3 separate regions of the Homo sapiens genome follow, and all the other regions are linked to region 3. Evidence: read pairs that join two places in POLR2A ChIA-PET (ENCODE). Cell type or tissue: K562. All regions are shown on one strand. Region 1 overlaps ZNF831 (zinc finger protein 831). Region 2 has its middle 43 kb from the start of GNAS. Region 3 overlaps LOC101927932 (a long non-coding RNA gene).

Evidence for each region. ChIA-PET counts read pairs that join two places held together with the same protein. Peaks named below come from ENCODE experiments on the same cell type or tissue, not always from the same donor. Only the 100,000 strongest peaks of a DNase experiment are listed, where the experiment ranks them.
Region 1: POLR2A ChIA-PET joins it to region 3 with 5 read pairs; 2 of 35 experiments call an interaction of 5 or more read pairs at or near these places.
Region 2: POLR2A ChIA-PET joins it to region 3 with 9 read pairs; 4 of 35 experiments call an interaction of 5 or more read pairs at or near these places.

What each region holds. Positions count from the first base shown.
Region 1 is chr20:59,184,752-59,189,751 of GRCh38, reverse strand. The region is part of intron 1 of ZNF831 (zinc finger protein 831); the gene reads right to left. Among named protein-coding and RNA genes, the nearest start is that of ZNF831, 23 kb to the right of the region's middle. In K562, no CTCF peak of the experiment used is centred here; no DNase peak of the experiment used is centred here; H3K27me3 peaks cover 1,159 bases.
Region 2 is chr20:58,932,114-58,937,113 of GRCh38, reverse strand. No RefSeq gene overlaps it. Among named protein-coding and RNA genes, the nearest start is that of GNAS, 43 kb to the right of the region's middle. In K562, no CTCF peak of the experiment used is centred here; no DNase peak of the experiment used is centred here; H3K27me3 peaks cover 530 bases.
Region 3 is chr20:58,873,256-58,878,255 of GRCh38, reverse strand. All of the region lies in intron 3 of LOC101927932 (a long non-coding RNA gene), which reads left to right. It also overlaps a transcript of GNAS not described here. Among named protein-coding and RNA genes, the nearest start is that of GNAS, 16 kb to the left of the region's middle. In K562, no CTCF peak of the experiment used is centred here; a DNase peak (open chromatin) is centred at 2,525.

The DNA.
Region 1 (5,000 bases), 310 kb before region 3:
ATCACCTGAGGTCAGGAGTTCAAGACCAGCCTGTCCAACACGGTGAAACCCCGTCTCTACTAAAAATACAAAATTAGCCGGGCATGGTGGCAGGAGCCTGTAATCCCAGCTACTCAGGAGGATACGGCAGGAGAATTGCTAGAATCCTGGAGGTGGAGGTTCCAGTGAGCCAATATCGCACCACTGCACTCCAGCCTGGGTGAGAAAGTGAAACTCTGTCTCAAAAAATATATAAATAAAAATTTAAAAATAATAAAAAACATAGAAGTAGCAGCACATTGAGCTGGCTCATACCACTCATACTGGCTCAAGAGAGCTGATTGTTAAATTTTCAAAAATTGCGCAAGCCAGCTGTGAAACACAGCCCTAATTAAAAGATACGTTACATAAACTTACAATCAAATAATGTTAAAAACAAATAAATGACAACTGGATAACTTAAAATTGATTACAGTCTCAAATGTAAGCACTAAAGTTATAAAACTCTTAGAAGACAAAGGATTAAAACCTCATGACTTTTTTGGATTTAGCAATGGATTTTTTTATTTTTTTATTTTTTTATTTTTTTTTTGAGATGGCGTCCTGCTGTGTTGCCCAGGCTGGAGTGCAGTGGTGCGATCTCAGCTCACTGCAACCTCTGCCTCCTGGATTCAAGCTATTCTCTTGCCTCGGCCTCCTGAGTAGCTGGGATTACAGGTGTGCGCCACCATGCCCAGCTAATTTTTGTATTTTTAGTAGAGACCAGGTTTCACCATGTTGACCAGGCTGGTCTCGAACTCCTGACTTCGGGTGATCCACTGGCCTCAGCCTCCCAAAGTGCTGGGATTATAGGCATGAGCCACCACACCCGGCTGCAATGGATTTTAAAATATGACACCAAAAGTACATGCAGCAAAAGAAAAATAAATTTGACTTCAAAATCTAAAACTTTGGTTCATCAAAGGATACTTTCAAGAAAGTGAAAAAACAGTCCACGGAATGGGAGAAAATATTTGCAAATTATATGCATGATATATCCAGAATATACAAAGAACTCTTACAATGCAATAACAAAAGACAACCCAATTTATTTATTTATTTATTTATTTATTTATTGAGATGGAGTCTCACTCTGTCGCCCAGGCTGGAATGCAGTGGCATGATCTCAGCTCACTGCAACCTCCGCCTCCCGTGTTCAAGCGATTCTCATGCCTCAGCCGCCTGAGTAGCTGGGACTACAGGCGTGCACCACCACACCCAGATAATTTTTGTAACAACCCAATTTAAAAATGAGCAGAGGACTTGAATAGATTTTTTTTCTCCAAATGCCCAAAAAGCACATAAAAAGATGCTTCATCCCATCAGCTATTAGGAAAATGTAAATCAAAACCACAATGAGATAGGACTTCACACCAACCATGGCTATGGTAAATAATAATAATAAACTAATAAGCAATAAAATAACAAGTGTTGGTGAGGATGTGGAGAATTTAGAACCCATAAACACGACTGGTGGGGATATAAAATGATGCAGCCACTTTAAAAACAACTGGGTAGTTCCTCAAAAAGTTAAACATGTATTACCATAGGATCCAGCAATTCTACGTCTAGGTATATACCCCAAAGAATTGAAAACAGGTATTCAAACAAAAATTTGTACGTGCATGTTCACAGTAGCTTTATTCAAAATAGTCAAAAGAGAGAAATGACAGAAATGTCCATCAGCTGATGAGTGGATAGACAAACGGCAATATACAGTACCGTAGAATCGTAATCAGCCATAAAAAGCAACAAAGTGCTTGCACATGCTACAACATGGATGCACCTTGAAAACGTCATGCTGCATGAAAGAAGCCAGACACAAAATATCACGTGTTTTATAATTGCATTTGTATGAAGAAACTGGAATAGACAAACTCACGGAAACAGAAAACAAATTATAGTGGTTGCCAGAGGAGGGGGAGAATGGGGAATGAGGCTTTAACTGGGTACAACGTTTCCTTCTGGGGTGATGAAAATGTTCTGGAACCAGACAGAGGTGGTAGTTTGTAAAACTATGAATGTACTAAGTGCCATAGAATTGTTCACTTTCAAATAGTTAAAATGGTGAATTTAATGTTATGTGAATTTTACCTCAATTGTAAACAGGTACTGTCTCAATTTTTTTTTTAAAGTATTGTCTTCATTGAGCAAAGGTACTCAATTTTTTAAAAGTACTTTGGGCTGCTATAACAAAAATACCCTAGATTGGGTGGCTTAAATGACAAATATTTATTTCACACAGCTCTGGAGACGGGAAGTTCAAGATCAAGTTTAAGTCCAAGACAGGTTCAGTGCCTGGTGAGGGCCTGCATCCTGGTACCTAGATGGCCGTCTTCTTGCTGCCCCCTCACATCACGGAAAGACCAGTGGAGCTCTCTGGGGTCCCCTTTATAAGGCACTCATTCCACTCATGAGGGCTCCACGTCATGACCTGACCACCTCCCAAAGGACCCACCTCCTAATACCATCACATGGGGAGTGAGGATTTTACATGTAGATTTGGAGCTGGGGGGAAGAAACATCCAGTTCACACCAGCTCCTACATACTCAGAGCTCACCACTGCTAAGGATTCTATGGCATCTTCCATTCTCAGGGATCTTGGGGCCATTTATGTGGGATGTGCTGGTGTGGTGGGAACGCTTCCTGGCAGTGTGGAACGTCACACCTCTGGCTCTTCCCAACCTCAGCATCAGTAGCATCATGTTCACAGCTTGAACTGGCCACAGTGGAAGCACTGACACCACAAAAATCAGCAAATGCTACAAGTCAGTCCTTTTTTTTTTTTTTCATCCTGAAAGCCAGTCTCAACATTTACCAGCACATCACTGAGCAGAAGGGAGGACCCAGAAGACCATTGCACCCACTCTCTGTCCCTCTCCTAAACCTCTGGTCTCATTATGAACCTCACCACACTAGGCCATCTGCAAGAGCCCCTGGCTTCAAAACAATCTGAGACGTTCTAATTGTTTAAGGAAAGATGTAAAGGCAGGAATCTTTAGAGATTAACAGGTAGCTGCCAGAACGGATAAGAGCTAATAGGAATGGAAGATAAAGGCTTACCTCAAGACGCTGCAACCTTTCTACTAGCTGAGAATTTCAGGAACCTCCCCAGGAGACCAGTAGGCCTGAATTTCTGTCTCTGCTTAACCATCTTGCTAGAGGGTGGCCCTGAGACTGTTTCCTCATCTCTAAGAACAGTGGCATTGGGGCAGAGCCACCAGGAGGTTCAGATGAAATAAGTTATGTGAAAACACCAAGTGCTGTGCCCAGCACAGAGTAAGCGCTCCATTTATTTCAGTTTTCAATTATACGCCATAATATTTTGAACTATTAACTACCGGTTCCTCCCCCACCCTGTCTTCCTCCTACCCTTGTCTCTTCCCCCATCCGTCAGCTCAGCAGTCTCCATGCATCGCCTCTAGCAAGGGATGCTGTCTCGGGGTGGGTTCCTGAGAAAAGGATTCCATTCCCAAGTATTTTATTTGGGAGGTGATCCCAGGAAACACTTGTAAGGAAATGGGAAGGCTGGGGGTGAAGGAGGCTACAAAATGTCCAGCAAGTCCCCACTGTGGGTGACTGGAGCTTAATCCCACTGGGGGACACCAGGAGATCATGTAGAACATGCACCCCAGGGGCAAGTGAGCTGCCTGCATCGGGACTGCCTGTGGGAGCAGCCATGTCCTGGCATTTCCAGCTGCACGCATGAATGCACGGGGTAGGCTCTGTGGCCACAGGGAGCCATCAGACACAGAAGCACTGCCTGCAGTTGGCTCTTAAATGCTGAGTCGGAGAATAGGTGAGCAGGGCTTCTGTCTTCCTGTGGCAGAAACTCAGTAAAGGCGTTTTAATTCCAAAAGCCCCAAACCCTAAGGAAACTGGATGAGTACAAGCCTCCTGTCCTGATCCCCCGGTTATAATGGTCATGGGTGGGGAGGTCACGGAAGGGAGGAAGGGAGAAATAAGTCCGTCCAGCTCCTGCCTCAGTGGCAATTCCTGCTCCATTCCCCAGGGCAGTCTGGAAAGAGGGGTGCCAGGACACAGAGCATCAACAGCCCGGAGTGTGCGTCCAGGCAGGAGGACGAGGCACACGCAGAGCTCTCGCTGCAGGACGAATTTCAGAGCACCCAGAAAGGCCCTGAAGTGACTGGGAAAATGGGGCCAAATTGAGGGGGTTGTCACCCGAGGGGTGTCTCAGTGGGGGCCTGCCTGGGGAGCTGAGGGCTGAGTATCATGTGCCCCCCAAAAACTTTAGCCCAACCTGGGGGTAGGGGGAGGAGGAAAAGGAGCCCAGAACTGACTCTCATAGGGTGGGAGGCTTGGGGCTTCAAAGTAGAAATGCCAGGAAAAGAGCGCTATGTTTCCGACACACCTGCCACGATGATCATTTTGTGCTCTCTGCAGCCTGTTCTGTGATCACTGCGAAATTGACGCCTTTGAGTAACAGCTGATCCCTGCTGGCAAGATGACAGCTGACTAACACCTTCCTCGAGGGAGATGACGCTTTTCTCAGGAAAACCTCAAAAAGCTGCAGATAATTTTGCTCACTCTGAATCAAGGAGATGGCAAGTCCTATTGTCCCCATTGGACTGATGGGGAAGCTGGGGGCCGGGGCTGGGAAAGCAGCTCGCTAGAAGGCTTACCTCTTTGAGCGAGGGAAGGGTCCGGGACAGCCCCTTGGTCACCTGGACTGAATGCCAAGCCCTCACCCTGTTGCCATCCCCAGGCTCCCACACGCAGGGAACTTGGCGCATCCCTCATCTGCCGCGTGTGCAGCTCCCCACCTCCTCCCAATTCCCCCCCACAAACAGTTATATCTTTTGGCGCAAATGTGCAGCTTTATGGAGGAGAGGGGAACAAAGAGGTGGGAGAAACTTGAAGAGAAGAAGTGACAATTTCCCAAGCCCTCCTTTGCAAAAGCAAACCACAAATGAGCCTGGGCAAAGAGAGAACATGAAAATGCCATAAGTAGGTTTTTAGA
Region 2 (5,000 bases), 59 kb before region 3:
ATATCCAAAATATCATTGTCCAGATCAATGTCATGGAGCTTTTACCCTATGTTTTCTTCTAGTAGTTTTACAGTTTCACATCCTTTTTTTTTTTTAGACAGAGTCTCACTCTGTCTCCCAGGCTGGAGTGCAGTGGCACTATCTTTACTCACTGCAACCTCCACCTCCTGGGTTCAAGCAATTCTCCTGCCTCAGCCTCCCAAGTAGCTGGGACTACAGGTGTGTGCCACTATGCCTGGCTAATTTTTTTGTATTTTTAGTAGATATGGGGTTTCACTATGTTGGCTAGGCTGGTCTCGAACTCCTGACCTCAGGTGATCCACCTGACTCGGCCTCCCAAAGTGCTGGGATTACAGGCATGAGCCACCACGCCTGGCCCAGTTTCACAGTTTCACATTTTTAATCCATTTTTTGTTTGTTTGTTTTTTATACGTGAAGTAAGGGTCTAATTTCATTATTCTTCATATGGCTATCCAGTTTCCCCAACACCATTTATTGAAGAGATTGTTTTCCCCATTGTATGTTCTTGGCATCTTTGCCAGAAATCAATTGACCGTAAATGCATCGATTTATGTCTGGGCTTTTTATTTTGCTCCATTGGCCTATGTGTCTGTTTTTATCCCAGTACCATGCTGTTTTGGTTACCATAGTTTTGTAGTGTATTTTGAAGTCAGGTAGTATGATGCCTCCAGCTTTGTTCTTTTGGCTCAAGATTGCTTTGGCTATTTGGGGTCTTTTATGGTTCCGTACAAATTTTAGTATTGTTTTTTCTGTTTCTGTGAAAATTTCATTGGGATTTTTATAGTGATTGCATTGGACCTGTAGAAATCTTTGGGTAGTATGGATATTTAAACAATATTAACTCTTCTAAACTATGAACACCAGATATTTTTCCATCTATTTGTGTATTCTTCAATTTCTTTCATCAGCAATTTATAGTTTTCAATATACAGATCTTTCACTTCCTTATCACATTTATTCCTAAGTATTTTTATTTTGTAGCTATTGTAAATTAGTTATTTTCTTGATTCCTTTTTGAGATAGTTTATTGTTAGTATGTAGAAATGCTACTACTAATTTTTGTATGTTGACTTTCTTTCTTTTCTTTTTTTTTTTTTTTTTTGAGACGGAGTTTCACTCTCATTGCCCAAGCTGGAGTGCAGTGGCACAATTTCGGCTCACTGCAACCTCCACCTCCCAGGTTCAAGAAATTCCTGCCTCAGCCTCCTGAGTAGCTGGTATTATAGGCATGCGCCACCACGCCCAGCTAATTTTTTGTATTTTTAGTAGAGACGGGGTTTCACCATGTTGGCCAGTTTGGTCTCGAACTCCTGACCTCAGGTGATCCACCCACCTCCACCTCCCAAAGTGCTGGGATTACAGGTGTGAGCCACTGCGCCCAGCCTGTATTACAAAGCGCCTAACCTGCAACTTTACTAAATTAATGTGTTCTAACAGTTTTTTTAATGGAGTCTTTAGGATCTTCCATATATAAGATCATGTCACCTGCTAACAAAGACAGTTTAACTTCTTCCTTTCCAATTTGGATGGCTTTTTTTTTTTTTTTTCCCTTGCCTACTTGCTCTGGCTGGAACTCAGTATTGTGTTGAATAGAAGTGGCAAGAGCAGGCATCCTTGTGTTTTTCCTGATCTTAGAGAAAAAACTTTCAACTTTTTACCATTAAGTAGAACACTCGCTGTGGACTTGTGATATATGACCTTGATTGTGTTCAGATACATTCTTTCTGTACCTAGTTTGTTGAGATTTTTATCCTGAAGCAATGTTTAATTTTGTCTAATGCTTTTTCTGTACCTATTGAGATAATGATATGGTTTTTATCTTTTATTCTGTTAATGTGTTATATCACATTTATTGATTTGCATATGTGGAATCATCCTTGCATCCCAAGGGAAAATCTCATTTCATCATGGTGAAGGATCTTTTTAATGTGCTGTTGAGTTCAGTTTGCTTATATTTTGTTGAGATTTTTGCATCTGTGTTCATCAAGGATGTTGGTCCATAATTTTCTTTTTTTGCAGTGTTCTTGTCTGGCTTTGGTATCAGTAAAACTGGCTTTGTAAAATGAGTTTGGAAGTATTCCCTCTCTTCAATTTTTTGGAAGAGTTTGAGATGGATTGGTATTAGTTCCTCAAATGTTTGGTAGAATTCACCTGTGAAGCCATCAGGTCCTGGGCTTTTCTTTGGTGGGAGATTTTTGATTACTGATTCAATCTTCTTATTTGTTATTGGTCTGTTCAGATTTTCTATTTCTTCATGATTCAGTCCTGGTAAGTTGTATGTTTCTAGGAATTTATCCATTTCTTCTAGGTTCCCCCTTTTGCTGGCATGTAATTATTTATAATATCTTATAATCCTTTGTATTTCTGTGCTATTGATTGTAATTATTCCTCTTTCATTTCTGGTTTTACTTATTTTAATCTTCTCTCTTTTTTTCTTAGCCTAGCTAAAGGTTTGTCAATTATGTTTGTCTTTTCAAGAACCCAACTCTTAGTTTCACTGATCTTTTTTATTATTTTTCTAGTCCCTATTTTATTTGTTTCTGCTCTGATCTTTATTATTTTCTTCCTTCTACTAACTTTGGGCTTTGTGTGTGTTTCTTTTTCTAGTACCTTGAGGTATGATGTTACATTGTTTATTTGAGATCTTTCTTCTTTTTTGATATAGGTATTTATGGCTATAAACTTCCCTCTTAGAACTGCATCCCATAAATTCTGGTATGTTATGTTTCCATTCTTGTTAGTCTCAAAATATTTTATTTTATTTATTTTTAGAGACAGTGTGTCACTCTGTTGCCCAGGCTGGAGTGTAGTGGCATGATCATAGCTCACTATAACCTTGCACACCTGGACTCAAGTGATCTTCCCATCTCAGCCTCCCAAGCAGCTGGGACTACCAGCATGCACCACCACACCTGGCTAATTTTTCTGTGTTTTATAGAGACAGGATCTCACCGTGTTGCCTGGGATCAGGCAATCCTCCCACCTTGGCCTCCCAAAGCGCTACGATCATAGGTGTGAGCCACCGTGCCCAGCCCTCAAGATAATTTTAAATTTCTTTTTAGCTTCATTTGTTGTTAAGGAGCCTGTTGCTTAATTTCCACATAACTGTGAATTTTCTGAAATTCTTTCTGTTAGTGATTTCTAGTTTCATACCATTGTGGAAAAGATAAGATACTTGATACGATTTCAATTCTTCTTAATTATGTTAAGATTTGGTTTTTGGCCTAGCATATGATCTATGATCTATCCTAGAGAACATTCTATGTGTGCTTGAGAAGAACGTGTTTTCTGCTGCTGTTGCACGAAATGGTCTGTATATGTCAGTTAGGTGGAACTTTGTTTGTTTGTTAGTTGGTTTGTTTTTGAGATGAAGTTTTGCTCGTGTTGCCCAGGCTGGAGTGCAGTGGCGCGGTCTTGGCTTACTGCAACCTCCGCCTCCTGGGTTCAAGCGATTCTCCTGCCTCATCCTCCCAAGTAGGTGGGATTACAGGCATGTACCAACATGCCCCGCTAATTTTTGTATTTTTAGTAGAGACTGGGTTTCACCATGTTGGGCAGGCTGGTCTCGAACTCCTGACCTCAAGTGATCCGCCCGCCTCAGCCTCCCAAAGTGCTGGGATTACAGGCATAAGCCACCGCGCCAGGCTTGGAACTTTTTTTTTGAGACAGGGTCTCACTTTGTCACCCAGGCTGGAGTGTACAGTGGTGCCATCTCAGCTCACTGCAGCCTCGACCTTTTCGGTTCAAGTGATCCTCCTGCCTCAGTCCCACAAGTAGCTGGGACTACAGACGTGCACCGCCACACCTGGCTAATTTTTGTATTTTTAGTAGAGATGGTGTTTCACCATGTTGCTCAGGCTGGTCTTAATCTCCTGAGCTCAAGTAATCTGCCCACCTTGGCCTCCCAGAGTGTTGGAATTACAGAGGTGAGCTACCAGCCAACCAAACCCTTTTTTTTCTTCTGCATTCTTTATTTTTTATTTTTATTTTAAGTTCTGGGACATACGTGTGGGATGTGCAAGCTTGTTACGTAGGTAAACGTGTGCCATGGTGGTTTGCTGCACCTATCAACCTATCACCTAGGTATTAAGCCCAGCGTGCATTAGCTGTTTTCCCTAATGCTCTCCCTCCCTACTCCCCGACGGGCCCCAGGGTGTGTCGTTCCCCTCTCTGTGTCCATGTGTTCTCACTGCAGGCTGAACTCTTTAGATATTAATAAGAATAAACCTGCAATAGACTGAAGCACATCACATCGAAAATGTCAGTATGATACTAAATAAATTATAATTAATAATGACAGTAATAATTGATCACAGTTGGAGGATGCCAGGGGATCTATACATTGTTTTGAAAATGAGTAAAGAGAGGGGATCAAGCACTTATCTTGCCTTTCCTATAACGACTGTATATTCATGTAACCAAATATGGATGGGAGGAAGTTTCTTTTTCAAGAAGCATAATACATGGAAAGAGAATGCTAAAATTGGATTTTGACGATTTTTCAGCCTCTGGAGAATTAGTGAATGCAGATATTCAATATCAATGGTTGTTCACAATAAAAGGAGAGAAAGCAAGACGTTCTGTTTTTCCCAATGGAAGTACACAGCACCGCCTGTAAAGTCATCTTGTAACAAAATCAGATTTGAATCTGATGAAGCCTCTAGGCCCAGCGGCCAATCTTCGTTATTGAATTCAGGAATTCAATAAACGAATTCCAGACTGTGGGAAATAAACCATTTTAAGGAAGAAAACAGGGAGATAGAGGAGGACTTATAAATTCAGAGACCTGGAAGTCATGTCAAGGAATCTTGTTTCTTGAATTCTTATCTTTTTAATGCTAAAATAATTCATGAGACAATTTCAAATTGAAAATGGACAAGTGAGGGGTTATTTGATGATATTAAGGGAATGTTGTTGATACTTGTAGGTGTGATAATGATATTGTGATATTTTAAAAGTACTTATCTTCTAGGATAAAT
Region 3 (5,000 bases):
CCCTTGGTGTTTAGTTCAAGGCCATGGGGCTCTCTTGGGTGACATCACTTCTAACATAGATACTGTGTAATTCAGTTACACAAAAGCAGCCCAGACAAGCAGGCTCACATCATCTCTTGTGCTCTGCGTAAGTCTGCACCAGAGGCTCTCAACACAGCCTGCACTTCCTGTTGCATGCCAGGAAAGGGCCCTAAAACCAAGGAGGGAGGTGAAAGGAAACACAAAATAATGCACCTTCTTTGTTTTTGTTTTTTTTCCGCCCTCTCTGCTCCCTTCATCTCTAAGGACTCCACAGCTAACCTGGACTCATTTTGTTACTTCCCATTCCCAGGAAGAAAGGCTTTTTCCAGCTGTGAGAGTCTAGGGTTCACTTATATCTCTTTCTAAACACTAGCAGCCCAGAATTCTCAGGCCACTTTTGGGCATTGTGGCAACACAATAGGTGCCTCCTGTGGACCCCATGCCTCCAATCAGAGCAGGGATTACCGGCAAGGCCGGGAGGTGGGAAGTCAGTGACAGCGCCGTTCTCTCGTTCTTGCTTGAGCTGACTGTAGCCTCTTAACATCTGGTGCTCCAACTCTTTCCCCATTCCTAAAACACGGCTGGCTTCTGCCCATCAGAGCATCAGTCCTGGGCTTCCTGGGCTCTGTCCCTTTATCCTGCTCTGAAGCCCTTAAGTGTCCATTTCAACCTCACACCTGACTTAGCACCTGACTTTAAAGAAAAACATCCTTTTCAACAATAAGGTATGTGACCACTTGAAACCCCTCCAAGGCTTTCAAAGCTGGTGGAGCAGAGCACAACTAGGAGAACCAGCCCTGGGGTTAAAATCTCACGGAAGGAAAGGGGGAAGCTAGCATGTAGCAGGTGGCTCCTTTGGGCCATCCTATTCACCATTTGCCCCTGGCTGACTAGTCCTGGGCCCCCACAGAATAGGCCACTGGTGCACAGGCTCAGGGAAGGGCTTCTCTCCCCCTCTCCAACTGCATCTGTCATTTGGCAGTGACAGCCGCTTTGCACTCTGTACCTTGGCAGCTCACATCTCTTTCAGAGCCCCCTCCTTTCCCCCCACCACGAGCCTCCTCTGTAAAAACCGGAAAAAAAAAATCTTGTTCTTTCATCATAATTAAAGTGCTGTCAGGGAAAATGGCATGGCTGAGTTTTGCTGCTGTTGAAATGACCCTCCTCCTCCACTCCTCTTCGCTTCTCTCATTTGCTAAAGTGGTCCTTTCTCTGCCTGAAATCAGGCCCTTTGGTGATGGAAATTTTAGCTTAAAGCAGAGTTCTAAGCAGAATCCTAACCCTGCGAGGGTGGGGAGAAAATCAATGTTTTGAGCTGGTGTCTGTTTGCAGCGAGGTGCTGGTGAGGCCATTTTCATCAGGAGGAACGGTGGTGGTGGCTACTTCTGGGCTTTAGATCCACGCAAGGTCTCCTAAATACAAGTCACTGTCATGGTACACAATTTAGCAAAACTTGGAGGCTGATTTTCCCCGTTGACTTAGCTAAGGGTCAGGAGGAAGCTGTTTAGAAGTACAGAGGTTCTGCATCTGGGAGGGTAAAATCCAAACGCCTCTCATGCTCAGAGGGAAAGCATGCCTGCATGTTTACTATCACTGCTGGCCTACGTGCTTGTGTGTCTGAAATAAAACTGTAACTTATATAATTCGATGCTCTCCTCCTCACTGAGTGTTACTGAGTCATGCTTGGGTGGGGGGGTACTTCTTGTGCGTTGTGGACACCGCATCATGTAGGGGTCTTTTTAACACCTCATATCATTTTGTGACAATGTCATTCTAATCCTGTTAGCCATTACAGAACTTTCTGAAAATAATTTCAGGTGGGTGACATTAAAAAAATAAAAACCCGCCCCTCTGAGTGACTTTGAACTCTGCCATTAGAATCCATGACATCTATTCAAATACACATTATGGGAGGGACTCATAATATTCATCCCAGCTGTCACCTACTTACATTATAAGGAAACTCGAGTGTTAGGAGCTTTCAAAATTAGTTTAATTTCCTTTTCCTAAAGATCACGCATCTCAGAAAGGCCCCTTTTAACTTACACTGGGGAACTTAATTGGCAGGCTTTTGGGTTTCTATAAGAGTATTGCTAATATCTGGCAAGTCAAGATGGCAATCTGGGCCGCCCTCAATGGAATCATTAGCTGTTAATACACCTCTGAGTAACTCTAAGCTAAGGTGTGAAATCAACCCAAGCGCCACTAAGCCCCAGTTTTTCCTAAGGATATAACCGCAGGACAGTTGGGGGGGCTGTTTATGTAACATACAAACAACAAGGTTGTTTTGCTGCTGGCTTATTTGCTGGCCTGGACTCCTGCCTCCTTGCTCCTTCCCCCATGCCCTTCACATTATATTTCTTTTTTAAAGAAAGTAAAGCAACCGTATAGTACTCAAGCCTCTTTTATTTCCTGACTGTTGTATGTGTCATAGCCGTGGACGCTGGAGAAAAACATGGGGCTTGTCATTATCGACCGGAGCCGGAATGAGTCAGGCACCCTGAAGGCTACGATCTGAACCTGACTGCCACTGAATGGGGTGGGGGGGGCACCCCGCTGCCAGGCAGAATAACACTAAGCACTATGCTGCTACTTGGAGATCTGGTGTGAGGGGTCCACGTGTCCTGGGGTCACAGTGGAAGAAAGTCAACTCATTGCTTAGAGGGCTGCTAGGCAGCCATAGACTTGGGTTGGGAAAACAGGGTATGGGGCTGGAACTAGAAGTGGGGAGGGGGTGACTGCCCAAATGCTCTCCCCTGTTCCCCCCAATGCCTCTTGTTAGAATGCTACTCTTAGGAACCCCACTATTAAAAATGTGACTCTCTGGGCTTTTGGGCCTCTAAAGCTCTTTATGAAAATGCACATGTCCCTTACGAGTAGCCTCATCAGCCTTTGCCAGCTAATGGGATTAACTGAAGAGAACACAGCCACCTGCAGGGAGGTAAGGAGGCCTGGGGCCAAATCACTTTTCAGATGTGCCATGTGCTCATCCACGATCACCCAGAACACAAAATTCAGGCATTCTTGTTTCGGTGGCAATTTTTAAGAAGCCACAACTTAATAATTCTATAAATCTCAATCATATTCACTATGGAGCAAAGTTCACCTGAGAGTTCTTTCAGTTCAGTCATCCAGACAACCTTCCCTTGTCTTATTTTTAACATAAAAAATAGCTAGCAATCTGTATTACACAGATATTTTCAAAAAAACATAAAGGTCACTATCATATGCTGTGATAGTTACAGAGACCTATCCATAAGACATATTATTTCAAGGGTAATAAATAGATAATTTAAAAGTATTTGTGAAAGGAAAGTTGGAAATTAAATTCTGGAAATTAAAATGTGTTTTTCATTCCACAATGGCTGGAAATTAATTATAGTATTTGAATATAGACTATCTCTATCTGCATTAGGGAACAAAACAAAAGAGACCCAAAGCTCAGGATCTAAGATGGAGGACTGGAACTAAGATAGAGGGCAGGCCAGGAACTAAGATGGAAGGCAGGCCAGCAGCAAAGATAGAGGGCAGGCCAGGAGCAAAGATAGAAGGCAGGCCAGGAGCTAAGATGGAGGGCAGGCCAGGAGCTAAGATAGAAGGCAGGCCAGAAGCTAAGATGGAGGGCAGGCCAGGAGCTAAGATGTAAGGCTAGAGCTAAGACGGGGGCCAGCCCAAGAGCTAAGATGGAGGGTTGGAGCTAAGATGGAGGATGAAAGCACTAAGGTGAAAGCACTCTGTAGTACATAAGGATCTGGCTGCAAACTACACTTTCCCATCTAACTCTCAAAACACTAATCCTAGACATAGAAGATTTCTAAGGTTAGGTGGGAAATATTGGGCCCATCTTCCTAAGAGAATTTTAGTCTTGAAAGATCCTGGAAGGCATAGTTTGGCTCCAGAGAGTGCACAATGAAAGAAAGAAGTTGGCAAAAGGCAGTTCTCAGCACCACTCTTGGGCCAGGCCTCTGCAGCCCCTCCTGGAAGCAAGACTGCCTCCTCAGCATGGCCAGTAACCCTCTGGGCTGTGCCTCCTGGAGAAAGGCCTCATTCAGTCCCATGACTGACAAGTTATCAACAGGGAGGTCTACCCTATCAACAGGGAGGTCTATCCTGTGACTAGCAAAGGTTCAGTCACTGCTGTTTGTGCAGAAATTTTCAGCCTCAGAGTGGCATGAAAATCTGAATGGCTGTGCCTGTCAAATGTTGCTTGTTTTGACCCCAGCAGATCCTTCTAGGTTTTCTGCAGTTTAATTATCAGCACTCATGACACTTTTAGGTAACCTCTGATTTGGTGTGCTCAACTGGGCTGGAAGACTCTTAGCAGGTTGTTGAAGTCTTTTGGTTGACAATCTTTCCATCTTTCCTTATTTATTCCCTGTGTAATCGCTTAGCAGAGACTGCCCACTCTTGTTAACTTCCTGGGTTTGTTTTGATTCCATCAAGGGAGTAGCAGTGTCTCATACTTTTGTCTTCCCCACGGGGAAGGGCACATATTTGGCACTCAATACATGTATATCGAATGAATGAACAAATGAAAATGCCCGAATTGAGGCAAACTCACCGACCAGGCAAGGATTCGTCCTTCTAAGGGGCGTGGCAGACACGTGAGCAGCTACTGCAAGCTTAGAGATGCTACTAGACAGACAAAAAGGAGTAAGGCTATTTCGACCTTCAAGTTAACCAAAAAATTAGGAAATAACTTATCAGTGAGAAAAAATGGGTACATGTGCTAGTCCCTGTGTACCAAGGACTGGGCAGGATTCCATGCTTTTGCCAAGTTGGACATAACCTACAGATGAGTAAACCTCAGACCTGCCAATAGTCAAACATTTGAAAAATTAATTTGTGACAACTGTTTTCACTTGGAACCATGATGGATTTAACTGTTTTCTTAAATTAGGCATGTCATTTTATGCTAAATTTCCACTAAACATTTCCCAACAACATTTCTTTCTTCCTGAAGAACCACCGTGACCCCT